Linked DNA regions of Homo sapiens: region 2 is linked to region 1. Evidence: chromatin contacts called from ENCODE Hi-C or POLR2A ChIA-PET data. All regions are on one chromosome and are shown on one strand. The core of a region is the stretch at or near the end of the contact, and the rest is flanking DNA. Distances in the headings are between cores, read along the strand shown. Region 1 overlaps ATXN1 (ataxin 1). Region 2 overlaps ATXN1 (ataxin 1).

What was found. A loop is a pair of places that touch in the nucleus more often than their neighbours do. ChIA-PET counts read pairs that join two places held with the same protein, here RNA polymerase II (POLR2A). Pooled maps may share reads with other maps.
Region 2: a map with no recorded cell type shows a loop between it and region 1 (2.6-fold over the local background). The contact joins two enhancer-like sites. A Hi-C loop is called at or near these places in 4 of 168 maps with a recorded cell type or tissue (B cell, GM12878, PC-3 and 1 more), 25 of 37 single-sample maps with no recorded cell type and 14 of 50 pooled maps. POLR2A ChIA-PET finds 5 or more read pairs at or near these places in 5 of 52 experiments (CD8-positive, alpha-beta memory T cell, Panc1, RWPE1 and 2 more).

What each region holds. Positions count from the first base shown.
Region 1 is chr6:16,582,854-16,589,941 of GRCh38, reverse strand. ATXN1 (ataxin 1) reads left to right here. Exons shown (of 8, transcript NM_001128164.2): 4 at 4,035-4,162. Among named protein-coding and RNA genes, the nearest start is that of ATXN1-AS1, 170 kb to the left of the region's middle. Within about 2 kb of position 3,466, at least 4 of the 41 ENCODE cell types and tissues checked have a DNase peak (open chromatin) inside an H3K27ac peak, as active enhancers do.
Region 2 is chr6:16,710,450-16,717,537 of GRCh38, reverse strand. The region is part of intron 2 of ATXN1 (ataxin 1); the gene reads left to right. Among named protein-coding and RNA genes, the nearest start is that of ATXN1-AS1, 47 kb to the left of the region's middle. Within about 2 kb of position 4,242, at least 28 of the 41 ENCODE cell types and tissues checked have a DNase peak (open chromatin) inside an H3K27ac peak, as active enhancers do.

The sequences.
Region 1 (7,088 bases), core at 2,217-4,716:
TTCACACATATATCACAGATTACCGAAACAATCATTAGTCCTTCAGTTGCAACGGATAAGACTCTTCTTTATCCTTAATTTTCTGAGCTCCTTTCTAGGCATTTTATGTTCTTACACAGATGCTAATGCTAATTAATGCTTTAATATGAAAGATACTGGCAAATAAAACTGTTACATTTTACCCATAAGTTGTAAATTCAGCTTAGTTGCCCTAACAATACTGATAGTGATAATGGCTGTACAATTAATATTTATGGAGTGCTTCCAGTATACTGAGCTCTGTGCTAAACATTTTACTTATGTAGCTTAGTTAACTCTCGTAACAACCCTGTGAGGTAGGTGTTATTAGCCCGTTTCACAGATGAATTTGTAATCATTATGCCTTACCACATTTAATAATAACATTCTCTATTAATCGTATATTTCAGATGCCCAGCTCTGGAACTTTGCAGTATGAAACGTGTGTGTATGTGTGTGATGTATATATAATATATAAGTATGTATATATAATATATAAATGTAGATTATATAATATATATGTGTGCGTGTATATACACACATTTCTTTTTTTTGTTGTTGTTAATTTATGTGCCACGCTGCTGTACGAAACTCTGGGGTACTATGATGAGGGGATACCTCTTTCTTGCCTTTAAGGGACTTAGGTTGTGGTGGGAGAGATGGACTTGGTTAAGGAACAAGTACAGGAAAATATGATAATTGCTTTAATAGGGATAGGTACAGGGGTTGTAGAAAAATGAGAGAAAAGGGCCCCCACTTCCCAGAAGGTGTCAGGGAGTTTTTCACAGAGAAGCGTCCCCAGCCCTGAGACTTGAAGACTGAGTGAGTTTGAAAAGATGATGTGTGGGGGGAACAGAAGAGAGAAGGGTGTGGAGATGAGGGAAACAAGATGGGGTCAGGGAGCTACAGGGAGGGACTTGGAGGTGCTGAGGGTCAAGTGCAGCAGGAGGAGAGACCCGGCTGGCTGGGGTCAGAGCTCAAGGAGCCTTGCATGTTACCCAAAGGAATGTAGATGTCATACTCTGTGTGCTGGAAAACGATTTACAGATGAATCCAATCAACACTAATTAAATCAGTATGATTAAGGGATGACCTTCCTTTCTTCCTACCTTCCTCCCTCCCTTCCTCCTTCCCTCCTTCTTTGGCTCATTTATTCACTCAGAAGATTTTATTGAGTGCCCATAATGTGCAAAGCTTTCCATTGAATCCCAAAGATGAAAGGAGGGGTGAGAGTGGACACAGTTCTCCCTTTCTGGAGTTTATTGATTCGTGGGGGAAAACAAGCATTAATCAATGAATCAACCAAAAAATGTAAAAGTTACAAAATGACTACTATAACCAGGGAGGGTCATTCTATACAAGTGTGTCCTAGGAGGTGGTGACCTGGCTGAGGAAGTCTCCCTTGAGAAGAGGACTGAGCTGAGAGCTGAAGGAGAAAAGAATACAAGGTCATTTGATAGAAGGGGTGGGTGATTTGAGGAGAAGTCTTAGCAAGGAGGAAGTCATGTGCAAAGGCTTTAAGGCCTGGGAAAGCAAGGTCCTTTTAAGGAATTGAAAGTAAGCCAGCCATGCTGTAGTGCAAGTTGGAAGAGAATGCAGGTTTTGGGGGCCATGTTTAGAAATGGAAAGCCACTGCAATGCCTTAGGCAGGAGCCAAGGAAGGTAGTAGGGTGGCAGGGTGGACGCGGGGAGACGTGTTAGGGGGCCAGGGAAAGAGTCCAGATGAGCCAGGGTGGTGCCGGAGAGGAGCGGAGGGAGTTGAGGAGTATGGCTGCATGGTTGAATATGGGGCATAATTTGGGAGAGGAAGACGTCAGAGTGATGTTGATGCCATCACTGAGCTAGGAAACGTAGGTGAGGCAGAATCTATTCTGCTTAGATTTCCAGAAAACATTAGGGGATAGATGAGGATGACATCACAATGGAATTTAAGCTATTTAAGCTCAAGGTTGGCCTTGAAAAATGAGTAGGAATTTTCTTTTTTTTTTTTTTTAGACAGAGTTCCGCTGTTGATGCCCAGGCTGTAGTGCAATGGCACGATCTCAGCTTACTGCAACCTCTGCCTCCCAGGTTCAAGCGATTCTCCTGCCTCAGCCTCCCGGGTCACTGGGATTACAGGCGCCCACCACCATGCCTGGCTAGTTTTTTTTTTTAGTATAGATGGGGTTTCACCATGTTGGCCAGGCTGGTCTCGAACTCCTGACCTCAGGTGATCCTCCCGCCTTGGCCCCCCAAAGTGCTGGATTTACAGGCATGAGCCACTGTGTCCAGCTGAAAAATGAGTAGGAATTTTCTAAATGGCAAGGAGAGGCAAAGCATGTTAATCAAAGGGAGTGTCATATGCAAAGGCAGAGGCATAACAAAAATAGTGCAAATAAATGCCTACACATATACAAAAGGAGAGTTATTGTGGGACCCATACATAATTTTGTTGATTTCTTGATATGCTCATATCCATTTTGTGTTGCAGTGATTCTAAGATCTGTATTAGTATGTAGACTTTGTGAACAGGTAAACATGTTTAAGAATTTTTTAAGACATGGCTGTATTAGATATCGAAATTCCTCTCTTCATTTTCATATCTTTACTTTGGAATTCATATATGCCTTTTGATGTTATCATCTGACTTGTTTCTAATGAAATTTAGCCGCTTAGGCAGGACGTGGATTTTAGGTTTCTGCTTAGTGTTTTGGCATCTGGATTTGGGATTACTTAGCATTTTTAATTTACTAAAATAACCACCAACTTACACTCAGTTGAAATATGAACATGTCGGTTTCACTTGAGCTTGGGAATTAAAATCAAAGTACAGTCAAATCCAAAACAAATAATAGTAATTTTAAGACTAGGTGACATAACCCTCTGGGAAAAATGAGGTGATAGTGATTTGATACTTTTTTTTTTTTTGAGACAGAGTCTTGCTTTGTCACCAGGCTGGAGTGCAGTGGCATGATCTCAGCTCACTGCAAACTCTGCCTTCCGGTTCAAGTGATTCTCCTGCCTCAGCTTCCTGAGTAGCTGGGATTACGGGCACGCACCACCATGCGTGGCTAATTTTTGTATTTTTAGTAGAGATGGGGTTACACCATGTTGGCCAGGATGGTCTCGATCTCCTGACCTCATGATCCGCCCACCTCAGCCTCCCAAAGTGCTGGGATTACAGGCATGAGCCACCATGCCCCAGCCCCGATATGTTTTAATACTAACTACAGAAGTGTTGGTAGAAAGATCAGCCTTGAAGAGATGGTATAGTACTAGAATCCTAAGCATGACCTCTGTGAACTGTTGGCTTAAGTACTGGCTTTAACATCCGTTGGCTGTATTTACTGTCAGTTTTCTTGTCAATAATGCAGAGGTAAACATGATTCCTGGCCACCTCACAGACTGCAGTGGAGTGGGGCAATGTGTGTAAAGCCCTTAGCACATGGCCCAGAACATAGTAAATGTTTAATCAATGTTCGTGATGACCTTGGCCATCACTGACATCATGTCTTAACTGAGTTATTAACAAAGAGGCATGTGTAGTTTCAAAAGTGAAAGTGAGGCCGGAATGGTAAATACATGCACTGAATTTGCATAATTTTGTGGCTAGAAGGAGTCTTAGAGAAAGAGAGCATCAAATTCAGCAATGTTTCTGACATTTTCTATGAAGAACTGACTGCTTGTTATTTCTTAGAAATCTTAGAATCATTGAGCAGGGAAGGAGGGGCAGGAACGGGATTATTTTGATAGTGGTGTCCTCAAGGGGAGGAGATGGGGTGGGAAGCAACCCCTGGCCAGAACCCACTCATCCCTGGGGATAGGGACCTGCTGTGTCTCTGCCTGCTGAGTTTTTGACATTCTGATTTAAAAACCTTGTGTGTGTGTGTGTGTGTGTGTGCGCATGCTTGCGTGTGTGCATGTGTGTGTGAGAGATTATGCAATATGATGTTTCCCGTTTCTGTGACTTCAGCGAATGTGAATGAAGACCACAGAAGCAGCCTAACTCAGTGAGAATATTGTTTTTATAATTACAGGTCTAGGCGTTTTACACTGAGATTCTCCACTGCCACCCTTTCTACTCAAGCAAAATCTTCGTGAAAAGATCTGCTGCAAGGAACTGATAGCTTATGGTTCTCCATTGTGATGAAAGCACATGGTACAGGTAAACATCTCCAAAAGCTTTAAAGGAAAATAATTATCATTGAGTTGTAAAGTCCCCAAGATAGTGGTGGGGGTGTATACATATCTGGTCACACAAACATACACACACAACATACACATGTCTATTCATGTAGACTCCATTTTTTCCTACTGTCTCTTTTATAAAAATGGAACCCTTGCTTTTTTATGGGAAAGGAAATAACTTCTACTTATTTTGAGGTCACTAGTTAGGATAGATGACAAGGCATTGCTGATAATTCTGAAGGCATTTATAAATTTATAGATTTATAAATTCACTTAGAGAGACAAACATCAAATGGTAGTAGAGATTGTAGAAGTAGTAGAGATTATTAAGAGTATTGTTCCTCTTAACAATATAATTCTGAACATCTTTCATAGCAACAGATATTTTTCTACCGTATAGTTATTAATGATTAGTATACCATTGAGTAAACATTCTAAAATTTATTTAATTTATATCCCTTCTAACTGGACAGTTAGCCGTTTCTAATTTTTTTGCCTTTTTATTTTCTTGAGATAGGGTCTCACTCTGTCACCCAGGCTGGAGTGCAGTGGCATGATTTTGGCTCATTGCAGCTTCCACCTCCAAGGCTCAAGTGATCCTCCCACCTCAGCCTCCCAAGTATTAATAGCTGGGACTACAGGTGCACATCACCATGCCTGGCTAACTTTTGTATTTTTTTTTTTTATATAGTGATGAGGTTTTGCCATGTTGCCCAGGCTGGTCTCAAACTCGTGACCTCAAGCAGTCTTCCCACCTCAGCCTCCCAAAGTGTTGGGATTACAGGCGTGATCCACCACACCCAGACATTTTATTGCTTTCATGATGCCAAAAATATTCTTATAGCTCTGTATTAGTTCCCATTACAAATTATTTCCTTAGGCTAATTTCTTAGCAGCATACTGGTAAATGTAAGAGTTTTCAAGTTTTACGGCTTTTGGTAACTTGTTGCCAAATTACTTTCAGTAAAGTCATACCAGTTTGTATTTCCAGAGGCAGTTTATGAGAGCGTCTACTTAATACAGTTTTCCAATGCTGAGAATTTTGAAAACAAAAAGAGTTTTTTGCTGACTGATTATGCAAAATGGTGTTTCCATGTATTTTGGGTTTTGGGGGTGGGGGGGGTCATTTGTAAGTCAAGTAAATTGTACTGTTTTGTAGAACCTTCCTCCATTAGACAGCAGCATCCTTGAAACTTACCAGATTTCGACATTTCAGAAATAATATTAAATCCAGAAGGAGTAGAAGGGTCCTAGGGAATTTTAAGTTCTTCCTTTCTGGCCAAGTATTTTTAGACAACTATGAAATCACTAGATACAATCATTTTTCAGTGGAAAGCATAATTTTTCATTTCTTAAAAAGAGCAAAAAGGTATTTAATAAAAAAATTTTATTAGATATGTATCTGAAGTTATACTGCTCATTAGTTTAAAAATATGTATGTGCCTATATATGTATGTGTGTGTGTATATATATATATGTGTATATGTGTGTGTGTGTGTGTGTGTGTGTGTGTATATATATATATATATATATGTCCAATATCGGGAACATGATTAAATATAACTATGTTAGTGCCATATGATGGAAAAGCTGTAGATAAGATTGCAAGCTTCAGGCTGCCTGGGCTCAAATTCCAGCTCTGCTGTTTTCTTGAAGTGTGACATTGGGCAAGTTACTTTGCATGTAAAATTCGGATAATAATAGTACCCTTCTCCCTTGGGTGTTGCTGCAAATAATATATATGAAATGTTTAAAATCGTTAAAACTCCTATTTCAGGAGTATTTAATCATTTGAGAAAATGATCAATATAGAAGTAAACAAATGTAGGGTATTGGCATGAACCATAGTATAATCCTAATCTTCCAAAATTACTTTGCCTCTCTTTCCTCCCTCTTTTCATCCTCCTCTAGTATCTACAAAAAGGGTTTAGCATACTTCTGAATGGATTTAATTTGTATTAGTGGAGTAATCCCAGTCCTGGAGAGACTTCCTGATTCAAGTTTTCAAGTCAGAGACCCATTTTTCACAGAGCTTTGAAACCATGGCTGTCTGGATCACCTGGCTGGGGGCACCCTTGGAGCAGCCGTTGGGTGAGAGCAGAGCTTCCTTCCCAGCCAGGGCTGCCTAGCTCCTGTGGTACAGCAAGTGCCTTGGGCACAGAGTCCCTCACCGTCTGGCACCATATGTGAGCTGCCCTAGTTGGCTCATCTCTTCCCGTCATTACTAAATAAGCTTCATTTCACTAAATAAATGAAAGAGAAGGTAGATGAAGAGACCCCCCCGCCACACCCAGCTCTTAGGAAACGCATGCTTTATCCTACAGATGCATGAAGGGGAAGGCTGTAGGTTTGTGAATCTCTTGACCCTTTGGCTCCATCGTAACGTTGAAAAGTGAAAGGAAAAGTGGTCAAAGAATCATTTGGCATGAAGGAGACAAACACAGAACGACGTGTACGGCTTCAGCCTCTGCCTTTCACTGGTTACCCTGCTATGAGCTTGTGTATGTAGACGCTGCATTCGTTTTGGCCCTAATTTCTGGTCTAATTTGAACAGCTCTGTATTTCTCAGCAGAAGAGGAATATCTGAATTCCTAATTAAGACATGTTAGCTTAAGAATACCTCCTTAATGTGTCATAAATCATTCCCCTGTGACTATGAGGATGAATAAGAAAACAAAACTTGGATTTATACACACATGTATATTATTTCAACAAAATTAATAAGTTCATAGAGGGAGAGAGGACAACAAATGTGTTAGCAAATATAGGTCAGGAAAAGAGTTCATAATGTTCTGCCAGATTCTGATGAGGCACCTCATGAGTGTAGGTAGAAGGCCTCAAGTAACGGTAGTGGGAATGGTAATAACACTACCATATGGAACATTTGGTATTTGAATAGCACT
Region 2 (7,088 bases), core at 2,993-5,492, 130 kb before region 1:
CTTGAGAAATTGCTGCTCTCTGGCTGCAGGTATCAGCAGCAGTCACAGTGCACATGCTCTCTAAGGAAGATCCATATGGAGTCAGGTGTTTGCTTGGTGAGCAGGGAATCGGAACAAGGGAGTGGGATGAGTTGACTGTTAAGTGGCACCAAGCAAACATAGCCTGCCTCTCTGTTCATCTCAGGAGAAGGGTGGCTTTTCTAGTGGGACCAGGAACATGTCAGTCATTGCCTGCTACTCCCTACAGTCATCTCACTAGGGTGGCCTTGCCTGTGAAGACACTGTATTCTCCCCAACAACCTTGGCATTGCCTACATAGACTTTAGTGACTCTGTACTTTCCTGGCTAAGCCAGCCCTGGCGCCCTTTTGAGGACACAGTCTTTTCTTAAATTCATGACTATATTTCATCAGGTGCTGGCTGGGGCAGGGGTAGTGGTGATGGTAGTAATTATCTTTCTTCAGTTGGCTTTGTATGTCCATGTTCTCATCCACTAAATTTTGTTCTTACTATAAACCGCTAACTAGGCAATCTCTTCCCCGTTGTCAAGTTCTTGGTTGGGGAATGGTAATCTTTATTGTCCTTCTTATAAGTCCCTTTGGAATGGATAGAGGCTTTGGGATGGACATCTCGTGAACTGTATCTTCATATCAAGCTCTGTGAACTGAATGGCAACAAGGAGGCATTCATCCAGACCAGGAGTAGGCAAACTATGGTCCATGGGCCAAATCCAGCCTGTTCTTGTAAATAAAGTTTTATTAGCACATAGCTACATCCAATAATTTGTCTAATGTCTATAGCAGTTTTTGCACTACACTGGCAGAATTTGATTTGAGTCATGGTGAAAGAGACCATAGTCCAAGAAAGCCTGAAATATCTACTATCTGATCCTCATCAGAAAATGTTTGCCAACTGTAGTCTATACCTTTGCACGTCAGAGAATTGCATCAGGGAAGAACTAGAAGCCCTCCTTTTGCACCCCCACAACCCTGCCACAATTCAGTGAACAAACAGAAGATCAGAGAGGGAATGTGACTTGACCAAAGTCACACAGCTGGTTCATAGGAAAGCCAGGACCTGAGCTCAGATCTTCCAGTTCCTAGTGTATTTGTCTTCTACTTTTGGAGGACGTTGTGAGTTTTCTGGTTTACAGATGATTAACCATTACAACATACTGAAAGAAAGCTTCTTTAGTGGTCAGAGCTATTTTCCAAACTGACTTCCCCAGGCAAAATCACTAGCCAGCTTGGCATTGATACTCATTTATTAATCTTACAAACAGTACCTACCATATTTCAGGGATGGGGCTGGGGCTAAGACACTGATGAAGAAGCACAATCCCTGCCCTTGGGAAGTTTGGATGAGAAGAGTGGTCAGATAGCTAGATACAGAGATGCATGTCATTTTATCTGTAGTGTGTTACTTATCATCATAGGACTGTGATCATATGGACGAAGGATGCGTTAATTTAGCCTTGAGTGGGTGGGGGTGTTGTCAGGAATGGCTCCATAGGGTTGGAGATGTTTGAGCTCTGTCTCAAAGGAGATTGAGTTCTTCAGGTAGAGAATTGCAGCAGAAATGGCTGTGGTCCTCTAGGCTTGAGTGTGCATGGTATCCAGTAATTTGGGAATGCTTGTCTAACACAACTAGAGGTAGGGCTTAGGGGACGTGGTATGGGGTTACAGGAAATCTAGTTGGAAAAGTAAGTTGGAGCCAAACTGGGAAACTTACGGCATTTCAAATGCTAAGGAGTATGGACTTTGGCTTATATTCTAGGGGTTTTCTAATCTGTAGATTCCAAAACATATGGGAGACCACATTTCTTGTAAAAGAGGACCTGCACATTCATACCAACACAAAGCATGGTCTGTAGATTTGGTCATCAGAATCACTAACAGAAATAGGAGCTTTCTTCCAAATATATGTAGCTGGCTGATATTGTAAGTCATTAGCCAGAATTCATTCACAGCGTTACTAAGTTCATAGTATCTTTTTGACCATTGTACATCTTCTTGATCAACAGATATTAAGAGTTAAACATCTAGTGCCTGAAGTCTGCAACATTTTTGATTGAAGAAAATGTTGGGAACCACTGCCGTTGATGGCAGTAGTCATGAAATTTTTTGAATTAACACATGTTATAGGTTCCAGAGTCAGCTGCCCTAAATTTTACTAGCTTTGTGACTTTGAGCAAGTTATTTAACATACCTCAGCTGTAAGAGTCTTTATCTCTAACGTTAAAATAATAGCCTCTGTCTCTTAAGATTGTTATAAAGATATGATAATGTCTGAACGCATGTAGCATGGGGCCAGGCTGATGGGATATACTCATGTTTAAATAGAAGCTATTGTAATGATTTTTAGCGGATGTGGCATATGCAGATGTATTTTAGATTTGACCCAGTGTGGACGATGAGTTCAAAAGGGAGAGTTGTACGACCTTCCTGTTATCCAAGTGAGAAATAATGGGGCCAGGGTGGGCAGGGGATAGGTTAGGGAAGGAGAGGGGAGAGGGAGTATGGGAAGGTGTATGTCCACTTTAGGTAATGAAGTGAGAAATGAAAGAAGCCACATTCTGTTTCATGCCCAAAGCAACAGACAAGGCACAAATTAGAGTGTAGGGAAGCCAGTTTCTGTGACTTGATGGCATAGAATGGTGTGGCTTATCTGGCAAATTCCACGCCCCGTAACTCCTGGAATTGATCTGGATAAGAATTCACCTTGAGTAAATTTTAAAAATTAATTTAATAAATTAATAGCCCCCCCTTTGAAACACAGAAAAATTAGAATTACAGCATGAGTATCTTTTTTTGCTCTAAAACAGTACAGCCCAGCAGTTCAGCCTACACCCATCACAGAGCTTTCAAAGGAATGTATACAAGAAAATACATATACAATTACAAATTTTAAAAATTAAGTAACATGTATATACTGTTAAATATTTATATATTGATGCTTAGAAAAAGATGGGACAAATGTTAAGTGTCAGCTGGGAGGTTTTTACTTTCTTCTTTGCCATTTCTGTATTTTTCAAAATGAATATGTATATAATTTTAAAATGTGTTAACACTATTTCAAAAGGAAAACAATCACAAAAAGGAATAGATTGGAAAAGCTTCAGGGGACTTGCTATCCTTGTCTTTTTGGGTAGCTGTTCTACAAAGGCGGGTGGTGGTGGGTGCCTCCCAGCTGTGTCTCATTTCAGTCAGCGGATGCTCTGCTAAATCTAGTGATGGGCGGCCTACCTCCGAAAGGTGGGTGGGAGTGAGGGATGAGTGTAGCAGTAGTACATGCAAATGGGGCCAGGTTTTGGTGTGTGTGTGTGTGTGTGTGTGTGTGTGTGTGTGTGTGTGTGTGGTGTGTGGTTTTTTTTTTCTTTCTTTTTTTCTACAGTCTTACTCTGTCGCCCAGGCTGGCATGGAGTGGTGTGATCTTGGCTCACTGCAACCTCCGCCTCCTGGGTTCAAGTGATTCTCTGCCTCAACCTCCCAAGTAGCTGGGACTAGAGGTGCACACCACCACGCCTGGCTAATTTTTGTATTTTTATAAAGACGAGATTTCACATGTTGGCCAGGCTGGTCTCAAACTTCTGGCCTCATGTGATCCACCCGCTTTGGCCTCCCAAAGTACTGGGATTATAGGCATGAGTTACTACGCGCGGCCAGGGACCAGTTAAGATTTGACGATTACATTTTATTGAATGTTTGCATCAGAGGCACCTGGAAGGCTTGTTTAGACCACAGATTTCTGGGCGCCAGGCCCAGGGGTTCTGATTTAATAGTTCTAGGGTGGAGCCTGAGAATATGTATTTCTGACAAATCCCTCCGTGAAACTGATGCTGCTGGCCCCAGGACCACACTTTAAGTGAGGGGTAGTAAGCGGGTGGAGAACTGCATGGAGGATGAAAAGCATCCAGTTGGATTTTATATTTGCTCCCCCTTCTTCATATACACACACTGAAATCACTCCACTCTATGTTTTCTCAGATTCTTTCCCTGTCTGGAATATTTGGTTCTCTCTTCATGTTCAGTCAGTAGAAACAAGAAGTAACTCTTGGATTGAGCAGTTTTCACACAAGTAGCCCAAATGATATTGACACATCATTTCTACACAGCATCAGCTTGTTCACACACATACGCCCCCAGAGGCCAATGGCGTCCTTTGGCTTTGTTCTCCTTTTTAAAAATTCAGTGAGTAAGCTAATTTTATAGGAATGTCTCAGAAAGCTATTCCTGTAAACCCAGCGTTTGTAAATTGAAATAGAGGAAGCGGTGCTGATTACCGCAATTGTATTGAAACTTATTCATGGAGCGGTCCCTCTAGATTCAGATAGTTTGGACAGAAACCCTCCAACTCTTCCCTTACCACTCCATTGTTTGGTAAAGTTTAATGTGCTCACATGGCATCTACTTTTTCAGCCAGGGTTAATACTCCTAGCGATTCTTTCACTGGAAGGGATGACTCAGAGAGGAAGAGTTGGCATTAATTGCTTCATCAACTATGCTTATTATGAGTCATCTCTTGCTTGTCTTAGTAATTCAGCTGGAAAAAGGAGAAATGTTATCTCTGGTTCCTGAGGCCAGCTTGGGCTTCAGTGAACTAGGATACTCCCTCGTAGCCATTTGTGAGTTTCATTCAGTTACTAAGGGAATGAACAGATTGTGAATCTCATTATCCTAGCAGGTACATATAAATCTATAAATGGCGAATGGCAGTTACTTCCTGATGTTTATCAGTGATGAGATGCCACAGGCAGGACGTTAGCCCTAGAAAGGCACTGTTTTGAAGGTGGCTGATTAAGGGGCAAAAGAAAAAAAAAAAAAGCAAAAACGGAGGGATATGTTCAGGTCCCTGCCTTTACTCAGTTCCCTCCCCTAGCTTCCAATTTGATTAACAGAGGTGTCGAGGGAGGAAGAGAACAATTTCCAAATAAAACTGCCTTTGGTTCTTTTTTTGAGTGTAATGTGGTAACTGGATTATTTGGAAACACGAATTTAGGTCTCTTACTTTCTACTTCTTGCGTTCAGTTCACTCGTGTCTTCCTGTTTGGTGTATACCTTCCCCTTCTGACTCAGTCTTCTCTATTTCTCTTCTCACTGTAGCAGACCACCGTTCTTCCCCTGCCTTAGGCGTTTCTCACTTGCTGTCTGCCTTGCGTGGCTGTTTTCACTCAAGCATGTTCACTGTTCCTTTGTACGGAATAGGGGTTATCCCCACAGACCCTCCAGGTAGAAAGTACATCTTTCTTTTCACTAATAAATTAGTTTATTATTAATAGTGAAAAGAAAGTACATCTTTCTTTTCACTAATAAATTAGTTTCTATTTAGGGAGAACATACAGTGAAATCAACACATCTTAAGCGTACAGCGCAATGAGTTTTGATGAATGCATACATCCACATAATCAGCATCCTAATCAAGATATGGGACATTTCCATCACCCCAGAGCCCCTCTGCCCCCTTCCTGTCAACTTTCCACCTCCCCGTCATCAACCACTGCTTTGATTTCTGTCACTGTAATTGAATTTTGTTTGTTCTTGAGCTTCATACAAATGGAATCAGTCAGTACTTTTTCGTATCTGCTTTCTTTTGTTCAGCATATCATTTTTGAGATCATCTGTATTGTTGCAGGTAGCAACAGTTAATTTAAAAAATGCTAGCCAGAGGCCAAGGCAGGCATATTGCTTGAGTCTAGAAGTTCGAGATCAGCCTGGGCAACATGGTGAAACCCTGTCTCTATTAAAAATACAAAAACTAGGCGGCAGCAGTGGCACGCACCTGTAATCCCAGATACTCAGGAGGCTGAGGTGGGAGGATCACTTGAGCCTGGGAGGGGTCAAGCCTGCAGTGAGTCATGATGGTGCCACTGCACTTCCAGCCTGGGCAACAGAATGATGTGTCGCAAAACAAACAATCTATATCTATATAGATATAGATGGTTTTTTTTTTTATTTTGTGAACTTACATATATGTGTGTATATATATATGTGTATATATATGTGTATATATATGAGTTCTTTATATAGTCTGGATTTAAGTCATTTATCAGAAATATGAATTTTTTCTCAGTGTTTGGCTTACCTTTTTCATTTTTTAAACTGTGTTTGATGAGCCCCTTTAAATTTTAATGAAGTCTAATTTATCATTTTTTAAGATATATGCTTTTTGTGTCTTTATAACATTTTTGCTTACCCTGTGGTTGCTAAGATGTTATCCTCCTGTTTTCTCCTGGAAGATTTCTAGTTTAGCCTTAACATTTAAGTATATGAGCCATTTCAAATTAAGATATGAGGTGTAGGGGTCAAGATTCAGTTTTTATTAAAATGTATGAAACAACAATTATTGAAGTGATTTTTTTTCCTTATGAAATTGCCATCACACCTTTGTCAAAAATCATTTGGTTTTATATGTGTTTTAAGACTCTCTGTTCCACTGATCTGCAGTCTGTACTTAGGTCAATACTATATTGTCTTGATTAAAATACTGTCATGGGCTGGGCTCTATGGCTCTTGCCTGTAATCCCAGCACCTTGGGAGGCTGAGGTGGGAGGATCGCTTGGGCCCAGGAGTTTGAGGCTACAGTGACTGCAGCATTGCATTCCATCCTGGGCAGCAGAGTGAGACCGTGTCTCTATTAAAAATAATAATAATAGGCTGGGTGTGGTGGCTCATGCCTGTAATCCCAGTACTTTGGGAGGCCGAGGCAGAAAGATTGCTTGAGCTCAGGAGTTTGAGACCAGCCTGGGCAGCATAGCAAAACCCCATCTCTACTAAAAATACAAAAATCAGCTGGGTGAGGTGGCATGTGCCTGTAGTCCCATCTACTGGTGAGGCTGAGGTGGGAGGATCGCTTGAGCCCAGGAGGTTGAGGCTACAGTGAGCTGTGATCATGCCACTGCACTCCGGCCTGGGTGACTGAGCTGGACCCTGTCTCAAAAATAATAACAATAAAATTCAAAAATAATGAATAAATGTTAAAATTAAAAACTAAATAGCTTTATGGTAAATCTTGAAAACAGATAGCGTGAGTCCTCTCTGTCTTGTTTTTTCCCTCAAGATTATTTTGGTGGTGTTCTATCTCCTTCAGAGT